Regions from separate parts of the Homo sapiens genome. Here region 2 is linked to region 1. A link is a loop called in an ENCODE intact Hi-C map of the cell type or tissue named here. Cell type or tissue: heart left ventricle. All regions are shown on one strand. Each heading gives the region's core, and the rest is flanking DNA. Links, peaks and the distances in the headings are about the cores only.

Evidence for each region. A loop is a pair of places that touch in the nucleus more often than their neighbours do. Peaks named below come from ENCODE experiments on the same cell type or tissue, not always from the same donor. Only the 100,000 strongest peaks of a DNase experiment are listed, where the experiment ranks them.
Region 2: it touches region 1 in a loop (2.9-fold over the local background); 24 of 110 quality-filtered maps call a loop at or near these places.

The regions. Positions count from the first base shown.
Region 1 is chr3:16,286,298-16,294,232 of GRCh38, forward strand. OXNAD1 (oxidoreductase NAD binding domain containing 1) reads left to right here. Exons shown (of 9, transcript NM_138381.5): 5 at 45-151. Among named protein-coding and RNA genes, the nearest start is that of OXNAD1, 25 kb to the left of the region's middle. RefSeq lists a silencer at 1-103. In heart left ventricle, for the core only: CTCF peaks have their summits at 4,188 (motif pointing right) and 4,388; no DNase peak of the experiment used is centred there; H3K27ac peaks cover 1,838 bases.
Region 2 is chr3:16,528,479-16,536,413 of GRCh38, forward strand. It overlaps LINC00690 (long intergenic non-protein coding RNA 690), which reads left to right and starts at 7,840. Exons shown (of 3, transcript NR_103843.1): 1 at 7,840-7,935. RefSeq lists a silencer at 7,185-7,380. In heart left ventricle, for the core only: no CTCF peak of the experiment used is centred there; no DNase peak of the experiment used is centred there.

The DNA of each region.
Region 1 (7,935 bases), core at 1,965-6,964:
TGTGTACGCACTAACCTCAGCCACAGTTCATCTTTTGGTTTTAGATTGTGTCAGCAGCTAAGGTGTGTGGAGCTGCCAGTGAGTCACCGTCAGTGAAGAGCCTCCGCTTGCTTGTTGCTGATCAAGACTTTTCCTTTAAAGCTGGCCAGTGGTAAGTGACTTTTCTGTGTTCCATGTATGTATGTTCAAGAAGGTGCCATCAGATAGAAGGTATTATTTTTTCTCCTGGAAAAGGCTAGCCATTCCCTTGAGGAAGAGGAATTCTAAATCATATCTGCTCAGGGTGAGCCTTTGTTGGCACAGAGGATCTGATTCCTTTTCTGGCCTCAGAGCCCACTTGGGTTTTGAGCCCGTGGCTCCCTCAGTCGTATATGAAAATTGCTGTCTTGTGTTTTCCACATTCAAACAAAGCTAGTTCTGGCCCATGGAACTGACAGCTCTGATAATTAGACTCTTCAGGAATGGTTGCTAACAGAATGCACTTCAGTAATCTAATCTCCTTGAGTTACGTGTTGCAGGAGATTCATAGGTTTTTTAAAAGTAGTCTTCTTCGTGTCCAATGCAGAGTAAACAAAGTATCCTGAAGAGAAGAGGAACTAGTGATGTCATCACAGGGCTCACTACCCTCTTGACTGAATTTGTCTATCATATGTACCTTATTTGGGTTGAATTTAAATACTTTGCCTAATTTGTTATCAGGATTCCCCAGTCAGGCCCAGCTCCCCAGAACCCCCACACAAATCATAAGTCTGTCCCATTTGACTCGGGACTGATCAGCATGCTGACTGGGTAACATTTCCTCCGAATGGGGCCTCCCTGAGCTTCAATTCAAGTTCAATTGTAAGGAAAGCAACTTGAATTTCCCTAGGAAAGGTGTGTTTGGGTGTGTGTGTCCTTTATTTTAATAAAGCATTCATTTCTAAATGGATTTCTGGCATGTCAGTCTTGATAGTGTTTCTTAGGAGTCACTTGACTAATTTTGGCAGTCCATCTGGAAATGTGGTTTTGTTAGAAGGAGGATGTGTGATAATAGCAAGTGTGATAATAGCAAGAGTTAGCAGTCTTGTGTGTTAATAGTTTGCCTTTGAATTTAGAACTAGAAAACAAGATGCTGATTGCAATAATTTGGGTTTGTGAAGCAATTTACTGCAATCTTTGCACATGTTCGATGATACACATTAAATGCATTTTGCCTGTTTTAGGGGGCGGGCAACATATTTACCCTTCAAAAATGGTTTAGCAGTCATTATATTGAAAAGTGGAAACTTTAATTGTAATGATCTGTTTTCCATATTTCCTTTCTGTGGAAATGTTTGTGTCCTGTGCAAAGCACTGTCTCCGTGCCTTCAACTCTGAATCCTGCCAAGACTCAGACCCAGCCTCCTGGTTAGGAAAAGCCTGTGCATTGGTTATTGTGCTGCCACCGTGGTGTGCCTGCAAGTGTAATGCACTTGCTAACCTCAGTTACCTGATAAGAAAATGTCCTCATTCCCTAGTGATATTTGTAGAAATAGAGTCCTACTGTGATTCTCAAGATGAAATGATTTGGGATTGGTGTCATGTATACCATCCCAATGAATGGATTTGGCCATTTCACTGAATTTAGGCCTGGTTTTCGTATGTGCCTGTCAGACTTCTTCGGAGGTCGGACTTGGCGGGTAAGGATCACTGGCTGGTAGTGTGTGACGCTTTCCCTCCCAGGTGTTGATCAGCATTCATTCCAGGCCCCTGGGCCCTCCTCTTTCAACAAATTTTACCCTTACCATTGATTTATGGTTCTAGGGGTTGTGAGTTCCTTTTGATATTTGACCTTATGGTCACAGAATGGCCATTTTGCTGAGGTTGGCGGTGTCTGTCCCTTCCATGCTGTTGCTTGAATGGCTTTGTGCTCTAGGCTGTCTCAGACCATCAGCTTGGTAGTAACAGCCATGTGGTACTTTGGAGAAGAGGGCAAGGATTAGGGATAGGAAGTGAGGATGTGGCTGCCATGCAGTTTGTGTAGGTAGGATTATCAGACTGGAGAGCTGCTAGAAATCAAGGAGAGGGTTGCTGTTGGGCTTATCTTTGGGGTAAGAGATTGGGCCGTGATTCCACATCTCTGAATTTTTGACCAGTGGCTTCCTCTGACACCTACCAAACTCTGAGAATGAGGTTCCAGGCACAACTCTAACTAAATAAATGAATGTTGTCTGTGACTAGCTGGAGCTTTGGCCACAGATCCCCATGTAGACACCTTCAGCATAGATCAGATATAGGCCTCAAGGGGCTCTTTTTGCACTACACTGTATTCTTACTGGGCCTTGCAGAGAGGGCTGGTTCCTGTAGCAATAAACCAGTTCCAAGAACTGTAGCAATCCAATCCCGAGAGAAAGGCCAAAGGCAGAACCACCTCAAAACATCTCTCACATGAGCAGGGTTGAACTTCTTGGTTCATCTTACTAGTAGGCCTACCACTTGCTAGCTCCTTGGTGAGGCCTGCCCTTGACCAGAATTCCTCCTCCCTTGGGGTGGAAAGCTTGGCACTCACTCTTGGGTCTGGAGCATGCCACCACTGGTCCTCACACAGTGTGCAGCTGCCCTGAGTTTCTAGATTCACATTTGGCTGTGGTGCTCACTGCCTGCCTCTGGCATTGGTTATGCTACTGTGGGTAGCAGTGTATTGTCGCCTAGTGCCCTGGAGACTGCTCAGCTCACATGCTTGCTTTCTACCAGCCAGCTCTGTGATGTGGTCAGTTTCCTTATTTGTCTGGGCTTCAGTTCTCATATCTTCAAAGAGGGAGCAGTAGTATTCCTACGTTTTGGGATATTTAAAGTGTTTAGCATAATGCCTACTGTTAACTTCATTTGTTTGATTTTAGCTTTTGTTATTGCTAATAAGTATTTCATTCAGTTAGATCATATGTGCTGATAAGGCCCAGGGGACAGATTCCAATTCTTATCTCCTTGGTCAGTTTCCCTGCACTGAAGCTGTTGATTGGAAGAGTGGCAGGCCAGGCAGGAGTGGGGGCTTATCACCACCATGTCACCACTGATGCCCCAGTCAGTACTCAATCCACACTTGGCTGGGTATAGCTTGCCTCCTGAGGGGAAGTAAGGCCAAAGCATTTTCACAGAGTGGAGGGAATTCCTGGTCCTAGTGTGTCTGACTTTCTACAAGATAACATAAGTTTAGATGCTAGAAAGCAACTTTGAGCCCTGCTGAGAGAAAGAGGACACCAAGAAGAAACACTGGAGGAGCAAGATTAGAGAAATAAGACTTTATACCTACCCTTGAGCAGGGCTGCCACACTGTAGATAGATAATATCCTTGCAACCTACACAAGCATGTGTGGCAGCCCTGATTCTCACAGGACTGCACATAACATAGCACTGTATTCCTTGGCATCTTTTTCAAACTGTGTCCTCCCCCATTACTCATCTGGTAAGCATTGTGTGTCTTTTAAGACTGTTTAAAGGGCATCTCTTCTGTGAAGTCTTTCTTAATTCCTGTACTCCTGGTAGAATTGACTCCTCCTTCCTCTGCCTTGCCTCGCTACGCTAAGCAGATTTTATCATTGCCCATTTAATTGTATGTATTTGTTAATTTTCCTCCTCTTAGAGTGGGTTCATTGAGGGCAGCAACTAAGACATATGTGCATCTTTGTACCTCCAGCAAGTACCACAGTGCCTGTATATGGTAGGCAGGTGCTCTCTTAGATGTTTGCATTAAGTGAATGAGTGAGGGGCTCTGAGAACTGTAGGCAAGGACTAAAGAGTTCTGGGATCTCATAGTATAGCTGCTGTGTGCTTGGCACTGGGGCTCCCTTTGTGGACAGGACCTGGCTGCCTGGTGTGTCATGGTTGGATGTGGACATCCACTGCTTCACCGCGCACCTAGGCTCCTTCTGCATACACTCACTCATTGGGTATATAGTAAGGGCTTTAACTCATGGCTCCAAGAGTGCTCATCCTGCAAAGGACATTTTTAAAGGTGTGTGTTTAAGGTATAATTCTTTCTTGGACAGATGTTTTATGAAATATGTATTGTGCATATTTTCTTAAATCCATTCAGATGAAGTTTTTATGTAACTTAAATTCTTCTGTATTTTTTAATGAAGGAGTCCTTTTTTTCCAAAGGTAGCTTTCCAGAGTTACTAGAGAAGAGGGTTGGTTCCCTTTCATTCAACTGAGAGAATGGCCTTCATCAGCATTGAGCAGCAGAGGGCACTGTAGTTCAGGAGATGAAGCAGCAAAAGTAGCTTATTAATGTATTTATTTTTTAAACATGGAAATAATGGAGATTTTTGTATACCTCCTCTGTGATAGCATATAGCAACTGTGTTAACAAATGCTAACGATAGTCTTTTAAATTTTTATCTTGTCAGAAATGAAAAGAAAGTTAAAGTACTCATGGAAAAGAGTCAAGTGAAAATAGGTTAAAGTTGGCCAAAGACCTTTTCTGGAGCACTTCCAATCCAGAACTGGTTTTTAAACACTTATAATAAATGACTGGAAATGTAAGGCCATAGACTGCAGGAGAATATTTTTTTAAGGTCATAGATCAGATTAGAGAACATCTTTTGCTTTTCTTTTAGGCCTGTATGTAGGTAAGCAACTGGGGAAGGATGATACTTTTTGCTCTTGTGATGGCTGTGAAACACCTAGATTGGATGTTTATGTTTCCCAGATATGGGGATGAGAATTTTTTGTGGTTCTGTGTTCCAATACATTTTTCTTGGTATGTGACTAGGTTTATTGCATTTCCTAGAATCCTCACCAAAAAAGGGTTTCTGTGGCATAGAATTATTGAAAGCTTGAAACCCAGGAGTTCTAGACTACAGGATGTGGTTAGAAGAAAAGAAGGAAACGTTAAGACTTGTGTAACTCAGAGGCCATATCGGCCTATTAAGTCTGTCAAATACTAGTGGGAGAGTTTTTGTTGCTTTTCTTGACCCTTTTTTCATACTTTTTAAAACTTAAAAAGACTGTTATGTTGAGATATATTCATATAAAATTCAAACATTTAAAGTGTACAATTCAGAGGTTTTAGTATATTAACAGAGTTGTGCAGCTATCAGCACAATCACATTTAGAACATTTTTATCCCAGAAAGAAACTCTGTAATGATTCTTATTCATTCCCTATCCTCCTGCCCGGCTTAGATGACCACTAATCTATTTTGTCTCTATGGATTTGTCTCTTATAGACATTTTATACCAGCAGAATCATACAATACAGTGTGTGGTCTTTTTGTGATTGGCTTCTTTCACTTAACATGATTTCAGGGTTCATCTATGTTGTAGCCTGTATCAGTACTTCATTCCATTGTATGGATATGCCACATTTTGTTTATATCTTCATTAGCTGATGGACATTTACATTGTTTCCACTTTGGGGCTATTGTGAATAATGCTGCCATGAACATTCATGTACAAGTTTTTGAGTGAACATACAGTTTCACCTGTCTTAGGTCTAAACCTAGGCATGGAATTGTTGGGTCATATGCTAACTAACTAACATTTTCAGGCACTATTAAATTGTTTTCTAGAGTGGCTGTGCCATTTTACATTCCCACCAGCAATGTATAAATGTTCCAATTTCTCCAGACCCTAACACTATTGTTTGTCTCTTTGATTATAGCCATCCACGTGGGTGTGAACTGCCAGCTCATTATGATTTTGACTTACATTGCCCTAATGACTATTGATGTTGAACATCTCTTCATGTGCTTATTAGCCATTTATATGTCTTCTTTGAAGAAATATTAATTTAAAGTATTTTGTCAGTTTTTTATTTGGTTGTCTCTTTATTACTGAGTTGTAAGAGTTCTTTATATAATCTGAATACAAGAACCTTAATATTAATAGATATATTATTTAAAAATATTTTTCCCATTATGTAGATTGTCTTCTTAACTTTTTTTTTTTTTTTTTGAAATGGAGTCTCACTCTGTCGCCCAGGCTGGAGCGCAGTGGCACGATCTCGATTCAGTGCTACCTCTGCTCCTGGGTTCGAGTGATTCTCCTACCTCAGCCTCCCAAGTAGCTGGGACTACAGGTGCATCTGCCACCATGCCCAGCTAATTTTTTTATTTTTAGTAGATACGGGGTTTTACCATGTTGGCCAAGCTGGTCTCGAACTCCTGACCTCAGGTGATCCACCCACCTCGGCCTCCCAAAGTGCTGGGATTTGTATAGGCATGAGCCACTGTGCCTGGCCCTGACTTTCTTGATGATAACATTTGTAGCACAGAGTTTTAAATTTTGATGAAATCTGTTTCTCTATTTTTTTTCCAACCCTTTTGGTTTGGGGTCATATCTAAGAAGCCATTGCCATGAAGTCTTACTCCTGTGTTTTATTCTAAGAGTTTATAATTTTAGCTCTTACATTTAAGTTTCTGCTCTGTTTTGACTTAATTTTTGTATATGTTGTGAAATAGGGGTCCAAATTCATTCTTTGTATGTGGTTATTCAGTTCTCCCAGTGCCACTGTTGAGTAGACTGTTCTTTTGCCATTAAATTGCTTTGGCAGCCTTGTCTAAAATCAATTCACCATGAATTTAAGGCTTTATTTCTGGACATTCCGTTCTTTTCCATTGATCTACATGTCTGTCCTTATGTCAGTACAACAGCATTTTCATTACTGTAGCTTTGTAGTAACTTTTGAAATCAGGACCTGTGAGTCCTACAAATGTAAACTTCTTTTTCAAGATTGTTTTGATGATTATGGGTTCCTCAAATTTCCATATGAATTTTATGATCAACTTGTCAATTTCTACAATGAAAACACCTGGGGTTTTAGTAAGTATTGCATTGAATCTGTGGATCAATTTGAGGAGTATTGCCATCTTAGCAATATTTAAGTCTGCCATGCCATGAACATGGAATATGCTTCCATTTACTTAGATCTTTAATTTTTTTCCAATGGTGTTTTGTAGTTTTTACTGTGTAAGTCTTACACTTATTTTGTTAAATTTATTCCCAATTATTTTATTCTTTTTTATGCTATTATAAGTGTAATTGGTTTTCTAAATTTCACATTTGGATTGTTCGTTGCTAGTGTATAGAGATACAGTTGATTTTTGTCTGTTGATCTTGTATCCTGCAAACTTATTTGAATTTATTAGTTCTAATATCTTTTTAGTGAATACATTAGTATTTTCTATATATGACAGCATACCATCTGCAGCTTCCACCTCTGCAATCTGAATGCCTTTTATTTCATTTTCTTGTTTACTTACTTTGGCTAGAACCTCTAGGACAGTGTTGAGTTGGAGTGGTAAAAGTAGACATCCTTATCTTGTTTCTCTTAGGGGGGAAACTTTCAGCCTTTCACCATTAAGTAGGATGTTAGTTGTTCTGATCACGTTTTATTTCATTTTCTTGTTTACTCACTTTGGCTAGAACCTCTAGTACAATGTTGAGTTGGAGTGGTGAAAGTAGACATCCTAATCTTGTTTCTCTTAGGGGGGAAACTTTCAGCATTTCACCATTAAGTAGGATGTTAGCTATGGGTCTTTTGTAGGTGCCCTTTATCAGGTTGAGAAAGTTCCCAATTATTCCTAATTTGTTGAGTATTTTTGTTATGAAAAAGTGTTGGATTTTGTCAAATGTCTTTTCTTGACTATTGAGATGATCATGTGGGTTTTGTCATTTATTCTACTGAGTGGTGTATTACATTTATTTATTTTCAGATGTTAAACCAACCTTGTATTCCTGGAATTTTTGTACCTAAATTCAGAAGGGATACTGGTCTATAGTTTTCTTTCAATGTCTTTGTCTGGCTTTGGTATGAGGGTAATACTGGCCTCATAAAATGAGTCGAGAAGTGTTCTCTTCTGTTTTTGGAATAGATTTTGAAGGATTTGTATTAATTTTTAAATGTCTGATAGAACTTAACAGGATGCCATCTGGACCTGAGCCTTTCTTTTTTTTTTTTTTCTTGACATGAAGTTTC
Region 2 (7,935 bases), core at 990-5,989, 240 kb after region 1:
TAGAACCTAGACCTCCTGACTCAGATTGTCCTCTAGGGCAGACCAACTTCCTTGCCAATTATAGAAGAGGAGCAGGGTTCTATTACACTGTTAGCACTTACTTTCTTTGATTCCAGAGCATCCTATTTCACTCCATTTTTCCAAGAATGAAGAACGAGAGCCAGGTCCCAAACCCAGTCCCCAGTGGGCCACTTAACTTCCCTCTCTTCATGACTCAGGAGTTAGTCCTGTGACTGGCTGCAGTCTTGCACATGCATGCACTTGGCACAGAAGGGCCAGGAGAGAGTGTAAATGCATCCTGGAGGTCTACTGGGGCGTAATGGAAAAAAGCCATTTGGTGTTCACATGCCATGGCAGTGGACCTCTGAGTGTATCATCGTCTGAGTGGGAAGTGTGCAGCCAAGAGGCTTGGCCAGACACCAAAGAGGTGTCCTGCCACCTCCCTATCACCACTGTCACACCAACAAGAACAGTGTAGTGAGAAATCCACTGAGCCTGGGCCATGTCTCACCACGGTCATGTCTAGGGAAAGAGTCATAGGTGCTCCCAGGCGGTTAAACATAAAAGGGCGGCATTTAATTCTCAAATGTGTTTGAAAAATTATTTGTTTGCTAGATTTGATAATGCAGACAGAGACTTTGCTACTCTAAATTCCTTGTGTGTCTCCAGGCAGACTGTGATGTACTAAGGAGATTTCCTTCTATGAGAATCACTCACTCAGGGTTATCCTGCAATTTCATGAGGAAATCCCTTTTAAAAGGCATACTTTAGCTGACAAATGTATCCTGAAGAAATGCTGAACTAGATTATCCCACTAGATCAGAGCTTTCCAAACATTTTTGAACATGACCCACAGTCAGAAACACGTTTCACCCCATGACCTGATACAAACACATCTATATGTAAAAAACTGACACAAAGCACTCAGGACACAAAACCAACTCCTACTTTGTGTAATATATCCTGACAGTTGCACTCTGTTCTGCCCTCTTCTGTCTGATTCTGTTTCCATTTTTTTATGTTTCATTTTTTAGAGACAGGTCTTGCTCTGTCACCAGGCTGAAGTGCAGTAATCATAGCTCACTGCAGCCTCTGAACTCCCAGCCTGAAGCATCCTCCCACCTCAGTCTCCCAACTATCTGGGACTACAGGCATGCACCACCATAACCAGCTAATTTTTATTTTATTTTATTATTTTTTGTAGAGACAGAGCTTTGCTCTGTTGCCCACACTCATCTCAAACTTCTGGCTTTAAGCTATCCTCCCACTTTGGCTTCCCACAGTGCTAGGATTACAGGGATGAGCCACCATGCCCAATCTGTTTCCATTTTTTAAAATAGTGGCTGGGACTTTGCTTCCTCTGTGTGAAAGGCTGCTTACCTGTCCTGGGGAAGGATAGGAACAAATTACATGAAGCACACTGACCATTCCTTCACCCTTCAGGCAGCTAACTATGGAGGCAAGACACTGAAGTAATGAAAATACAAACAGCAACATATGTCAGCCACCTAGAAGGTGTTGCTGGACAATCAGGATGTCACTTTGGGCCAAGCCAGCGCTGGCTCGTTCATTCATTCATTTCCTCTATGTGATTTGGAGCCCTTGAGAAGTAGATGCCAAGGTGGGTTCAACTTTCAAGGATTTTCTTAGGAGAAATGCCCATGCCAGAGAAAACAAGGCAGGAGCTAGGCAAGGCTTGGAGAGTACCAGAGTCAAATGGTAATGCAAGTCCACCCAAGTAGAGAGAGGGAAGGGAGACTAGACTGCTGCGTGCCCTAGACTGCTGTGTCACCTAAAGAAGGTTTGGCAAGGCTGTTAGGGAGCCCTTGAGCCGAAGTTGCCATCCAAGAAGTCCCATGTCTCCCAGAAACAGGACTGCCTCAGTATCCCTGCTGTGCTGGGTCATTGGTTGGGAGCAGCAGCACCAGGCAAGCTCCACGCCAGTGTGGAGCTGGGCCTCTCAGCACAGCAGCAGGGCCCTTGACCACCTGTGCTCCCTGTGCTAGGCATGCTGCTGGGTGCGTGCTCATGGCAGCCACACCCTCCTCCTTCTCTTCTTCCCTCTCTTGCTCCTTCCTTCAATTAACACTAAGTGAGTCTCTAGCCTAAGCCAGCTGTTGGAGCAGAGAATGGAGAGACAGTGGTGAGCCAAACCCACCCCCTGCCTCCAGGAATCTGCAACCTTGTGGGGACACAAATGTGAAGGAAAAAATTCCACCAGAGGATGAAGAGTGGTCAGTGTGAGAAATGTTTCCAAGTGAAGGGCCTCTCGACAGTATGAAGTTAAAATAGCGGGGATAGGGGCTCAGAAAAGTTCCTGAGCCAATGATGTGGACCTAAGGTCTGAAGGATGAATAAAAGTTTACTGGGTGAAGAGGGGAGGGAAGAGTGTTCCTGGCAGAGGGACCAGCATGTGTCCAGGTGATTTCTTGGGATGACAGGAATAAGGGGCTGAAACAGCTGGGGTAGATTGAGTGAAGCTGGGGAAGTGAGGTGCTGGGAGCGGGCGAGGGAGTGGATAGGGCCTGCAGGATCGGGGAGGCTTCTTGTCACCCACCAGCGGTTTTAATGGAGGTCGACATGATCAGATTTGCATTTTATAAAGGCCACTCTGCCTGTGGTGTAGAGGATGGCTGGGGGAAAGAGTAGGACCAGGGATACTAGTTGTCCAGGTACGGAGGTAATTAACAATGCAGTTGTTCCTGGGAGAGTGTTGAGGGCTTGGACCGGGGTAGAGCTGGTGGAAAGGGAAAAAAATGGCAAACTGGGAGAGACTGAAGAGGCTGCATGGATAGAACCTGGGGATGAAACAAATGGGGTGGGAGGTGACAGGGATGCCTCCACATCTACGACTCACACCAGCCCAAAGCCTCCGTGAAGAACCAGATGTGGGCAGTGAGTGCAGAGACAGATGCACTGCCCCACTATGTCCCCTTGTCTTGGGGACAAGAGCGCCTGTGCTGTCACCCCCGGTATCCTTTCACGTGTCCTCTCTCTGCCAACCCCAGGATCTCTTGGCATACATTTACCTCAGCCGCACTCTTCAGTGCTCTGCATCCAGGCTACGCGGAGGCTGCATGTTACAGGAGCCGTGCATCCCTGAAGACTTGGAATAAGTCAAGATTTACATAATCCCAGAGACATCCTTCCAAAGCGTGATAGTAACTCTGTTCCATGGCTGGAGTGGCTCCTCCAGGTGCCAGCAGCATAAACCCACCTTTCAATCAGTCTGCAGCTCAGAAATACTACCTGATTCTAGACAGGCTTTTCAACGTAATAGGTTGAATTATTATGTCTTGTACATAAATTAAGACTTTACATTTTTATACTGCTATTTATAATGTATATAATGCAAATCCATGTAAACTATGGTTACTTTGGGTTTCTGCTTTCCTGAAGCCTCTACCATCTGCAGACAGCCTCTGATACCTAACAGAGCCAGATGCTTGTACTCATATTTGTCCAAAGTCTTGGACTCCCACCCCAAGCCCTAGCCTGGCCCCTCTCAACTTAGCAAAAATCCGTGAAGAGACCTTAAAGAGGAAGCCAGAGCTCACTGGGCAGGAACAGTCTCAGAAGGCTATTTGGCGGTGCTAGAAATAGAACAGAGCTTTGAAGGATGGGCTAGGCCAGAGGAGACAGAGAAGGGAGAGAGGCTATGGGGGTCAGCCCAGCATGCTTTGGGGCCACTGATTAGGCAGTCTCAGCTATGAGCACAAAGGGTTGGAGTAAATTTTTAGGGAAAATAATATTTCTGCATTCCCCGTGTCTAGGGATGTTTCCTTCAGACATCTGTTTTGGCTTCATTAGAAGGGACAGAGATGCTGTTTTCTATATTTTTGCATTGCCAGAGCTCAGCACAGTGACATATGGTAGAAATGCAATAAAAGTTCATTGAATGATTGAGTGAGTGGGTGAGTGAAAGCATTGCACAGGTTCACAAGATATTTGTCCTACTTAAGTGCTGATTTGTTTTCCAACATTTTATTATGAAAAATTTCAAACCCACTGAAAAATTAAAATCGTGGAGTGATCACACATACATTCTCCACCTAAATTCTAAATTTTACAGCTTATTGTGCAGGCTTTATCACGTATCTAGCCATCAGTTCAACCATCTATCTATCCATCCATTGTATTTTTTTATGCATTGCAAAGTTGCAGACATAAATATGCTTTACCTCTACTCATTTTAGCATGCACATCCTTAACTAGAGTCCAATATTTGTTGGCATTTCTGTTTTTCCTTGTTAAAATTTAAAAAATTTAATTATGGCCAAACAGACATAATATCAAACTTACCATCCTAACCATTTTCAAGTGTACAGTTCAGTAGCATTAAAAACATTCGCATTGCTGTGCAAACATCACCACCATCCATAGCTATAACTCTTTCATCTTGCAAAACTGAAGCTCCGTATTCATTAAACAATAACTCCCTCATTCCCCTCTCTTCCTAGCCCCTGGAAACAACCATTTTACTTTTTGTCTCTGAATTTGACTACTCTACATACTTCATATAAATGGAATAATACAGTATTTGTCCTTTTGTGACTGGCTTATTTCACTTTGTATGCGCTCCAGGTTCATTCATGTTGCAGCATGTGTCAGAATTCCCTTCCTTTTTAAGGCTAAATAATATTCCAGTATGTATATATTACACTTCGTTTATCCATTCATCTGTCATTGGACACAGGGTTGCTTCCACCTTTCGGCTATTGTGAATAATGCTTCTATGAACATGGGTGTACAAGTATCTGTTGAAATCTCTGTTTTTAATTTTTGGGGTATATACTCAGAAGTGGAATTGCTGGATGATATGATAATTCTATTTCTATTTTTTTGAGGAACTTCCATACTGTTTTCCATAGTGAATGCACAATTTTACATTACCACCAGTAATGCACGAGTTTAAATTTTTACACATCTTCCCAACATATGTTTTTTTTTTCATACTAGCCATCCTAATGGATGTGAAGTGGTGTCTTAGTACATTTTTGTGTTATTAGAAAGAGATATCTGAGGCTGTGTTCCATGGTGAGCAGGTCTATGCAAACCTACCCCCAAAGGCCAAGGAAGATGAAAGACCAAAGAAAGAAGCTGACAAATCCAATTTCTTAGAAAAAAAATATTTAACAGAGATTTATGAACAGAAGCATGTTTTGGGCAGCCATAAGACAAGATGGTGGATCCCCGCACTGTTATCCCCCAGGCCCAGGGCTTATATACCATAAGGAATTTGCCTAAGGACAGGGTTTATGGTAAATATGTGAAAATAGATATCTTAGAGGTATTCCCAGAACTGGGGTTAATAAGAAGTCATGGCAGATTAGCATCCGAGATGGAGTTGCTTTAGCCTTCACAGACTGGGTAATTTATAAAGAAAAGAGGTTTATTGGTTCATGGTTATGAAGGCTGCACAAGAAATATGGTACCAGCATCTGCTTCTGGCGAGAGCTTCAGGCTGCTTCCATTTGTGGCAGAAGATGGAGACAGCCTGTGTGTACAGAGATCACACGGCCAGAGAGGAGGAAAGAGGGACCGGGGGAGGTGCCAGCCTTTTTTGAACAACAGCTCTCATGGGAACTAATAGAGTGAGAACTCACTCATCCCCGTGCCTAGGGAATTAATCTATTTATGAGGAATCTGCCCCCCCCGACCCAAACACCTCTCATTAAGCCCTACCACACACTGAGGGTTAAATTTCAACACAACATTTGGGGAGGTCAAATTTCAACATGAGATTTGGAGGGGTCAAATTTCAACATGAGATTTGGAGGGGTCACATTTCAACATGAGATTTGGAGGGGTCACATTTCAACATGAGATTTGGAGGGGTCAAATTTCAACATGAGATTTGGAGGGGTCACATTTCAACATGAGATTTGGAGGAGTGAAATTTCAACATGAGATTTGGAGGAGTGAAATTTCAGCATGAGATTTGGAAGGGTCAAACAAGCCCAACTATAGCAGGTGGTATCTCATTGTGGTGTTGATGTGCATTTCCCTAATGATTACTGATGTTGAGCACCTTCTTATGTGCCTTTTGGCCACTTGTGTGTCTTCTTTGGAGAAATGTCTACTCAAAGTCCTCTGCCTCTTTTTGCCTTTTGAGGTAAAATTTACATATGATAAAGTGCACAAATCTTAAGTGTGCCATAAGATGAGTTCTGACAAATGCATCTCAAACTCTGTCGAGGTACAGAACATTATCATCACCCCAGACAGTTCCTTCAGATTCCTTCTCAGTAATCCACTCCCTCCACCCTCCAGACACAACCACTATCCTGGTTCTTAAAAGTCTGTCATAGATTCGTTTTGCCTGTTATAGAACTTTATGTGGATTTATACAGTATGTGCTCTTTCGCGTCTGGCTTCTTTCACTCGGCATAATGGTTTTGAGATTCACCCATGTTCATTCCTTTTGATCGCTGAGCAGTATTCTTTTCCATGAATAGGCCAGAGTTTCTTTATTCTTTTGTTGATGGACTGGACTGTTTCCAGTTTGGGGATATAATGAATAAAGCTTTTTAAGAGCTTATGTTTTATTATAACAAAAGCAAAATGTCATGAGCTTGAAGCCTTGATAAAAATCTCCCACCAAGCCTAATATCCTTTTGGATAGAAAAATAAACAAATCAATAAGTTCTGCCCTTTGTAGAGGGCTTATAATGTGCCAGGCCGTCTGCTGAGCGTTTTCCTTCCATCAATCATTCCATTTAATCCTCACAGCCCCATCTGCTAGATGAGTAAATAAAGGTTTACAGCAGGAAACTGACTTGCCCAAACTCTAATAGCCTGTGTGTGGCAGACCCTATTTTGCCTTTTGGGAAGTGCTGTGAGCATCAGTAGTTATCCCAAGGCCAAGAAAAGATGAGTATGGTGTTTTGCTTTCTCAGTTATCACACTTTATTACAATACTGATGTCATTTTTATTTGCCCTCTGTGATGAGCATTAATTATATTACGGGAAAGGGGAGAAAGCCAAGTATTGCAACTTTAGAAGTAAAGACCACTCCCTTACTAAGAAATCTTTGGAGACAGCAAGGAATTTTAAAAAAGTAATGGTACATGGGCCCGGTGCGGTGGCTCACGCCTGTAATCCCAGCACTTTGGGAGGCTGAGGTGGGCGGATCACTAGTCCAGGAGTTCGAGACCAGCCTGGCCAATATGGTGAAACCCCGTCTCTACAAAAAACACACAAAAAATTAGCCGGGCGTGGTGGCGTGTGCCTGTAGTCCCAGCTACTCGGGAGGCTGAGGCAGGAGAATTGCTCGAACCCAGGAGACAGAAGTTGCAGTGAGCTGAGATCGTTCCACTGACTCCAGCTGGGGCAAGAGAGCAAGACTCCGTCTCAAAAAAAAAAAAAAAAAATTAATGCTACATGAAAAAATTTCTATTACAAAATATTAGAAAATAATAAGAGCACCAAAAGATAAGTGCCTGATCAGCTTGCTATCCATATGTAAATGTAGATATGACCAAATTGGAAAGTTTTGGCAGAAAACTTGCAGAGGAAGGAAAGAAAGATTTATGACTAGTGTTTATCTACTGTCCGCGAAGTGCCAGGAAAGCCCCCTGCTGGGTAACTTACATATGTTTAACTCATTCCAGCTTCCCTGCAGCCTCAGCAGCCCTTCTCCCCTTGTTTTTTAGGAATGGAACTCCTGGCTTTTAGCTAAACTTGTGGTCTCCCAGAAAAAACATTTCTCGCAGCTTCCCTGATGGCTAGATTTGGCACGTGACTGAATTTGACCAATGGGATGTCAACTGAAGGGTCGCGTACAACTTCCAGGAAGGGCGTGACCTTAAAGGGGCTTGTGCCTTTCTTTGCCCCTTCCGCCTTCCGGATGGATGAAAGCAGAAGCAGTGGCTGGAGCTAGAGCAGCTATTTAGGACTATGAGATGGAAGAAATGTGGTGACAATAGCAGAAC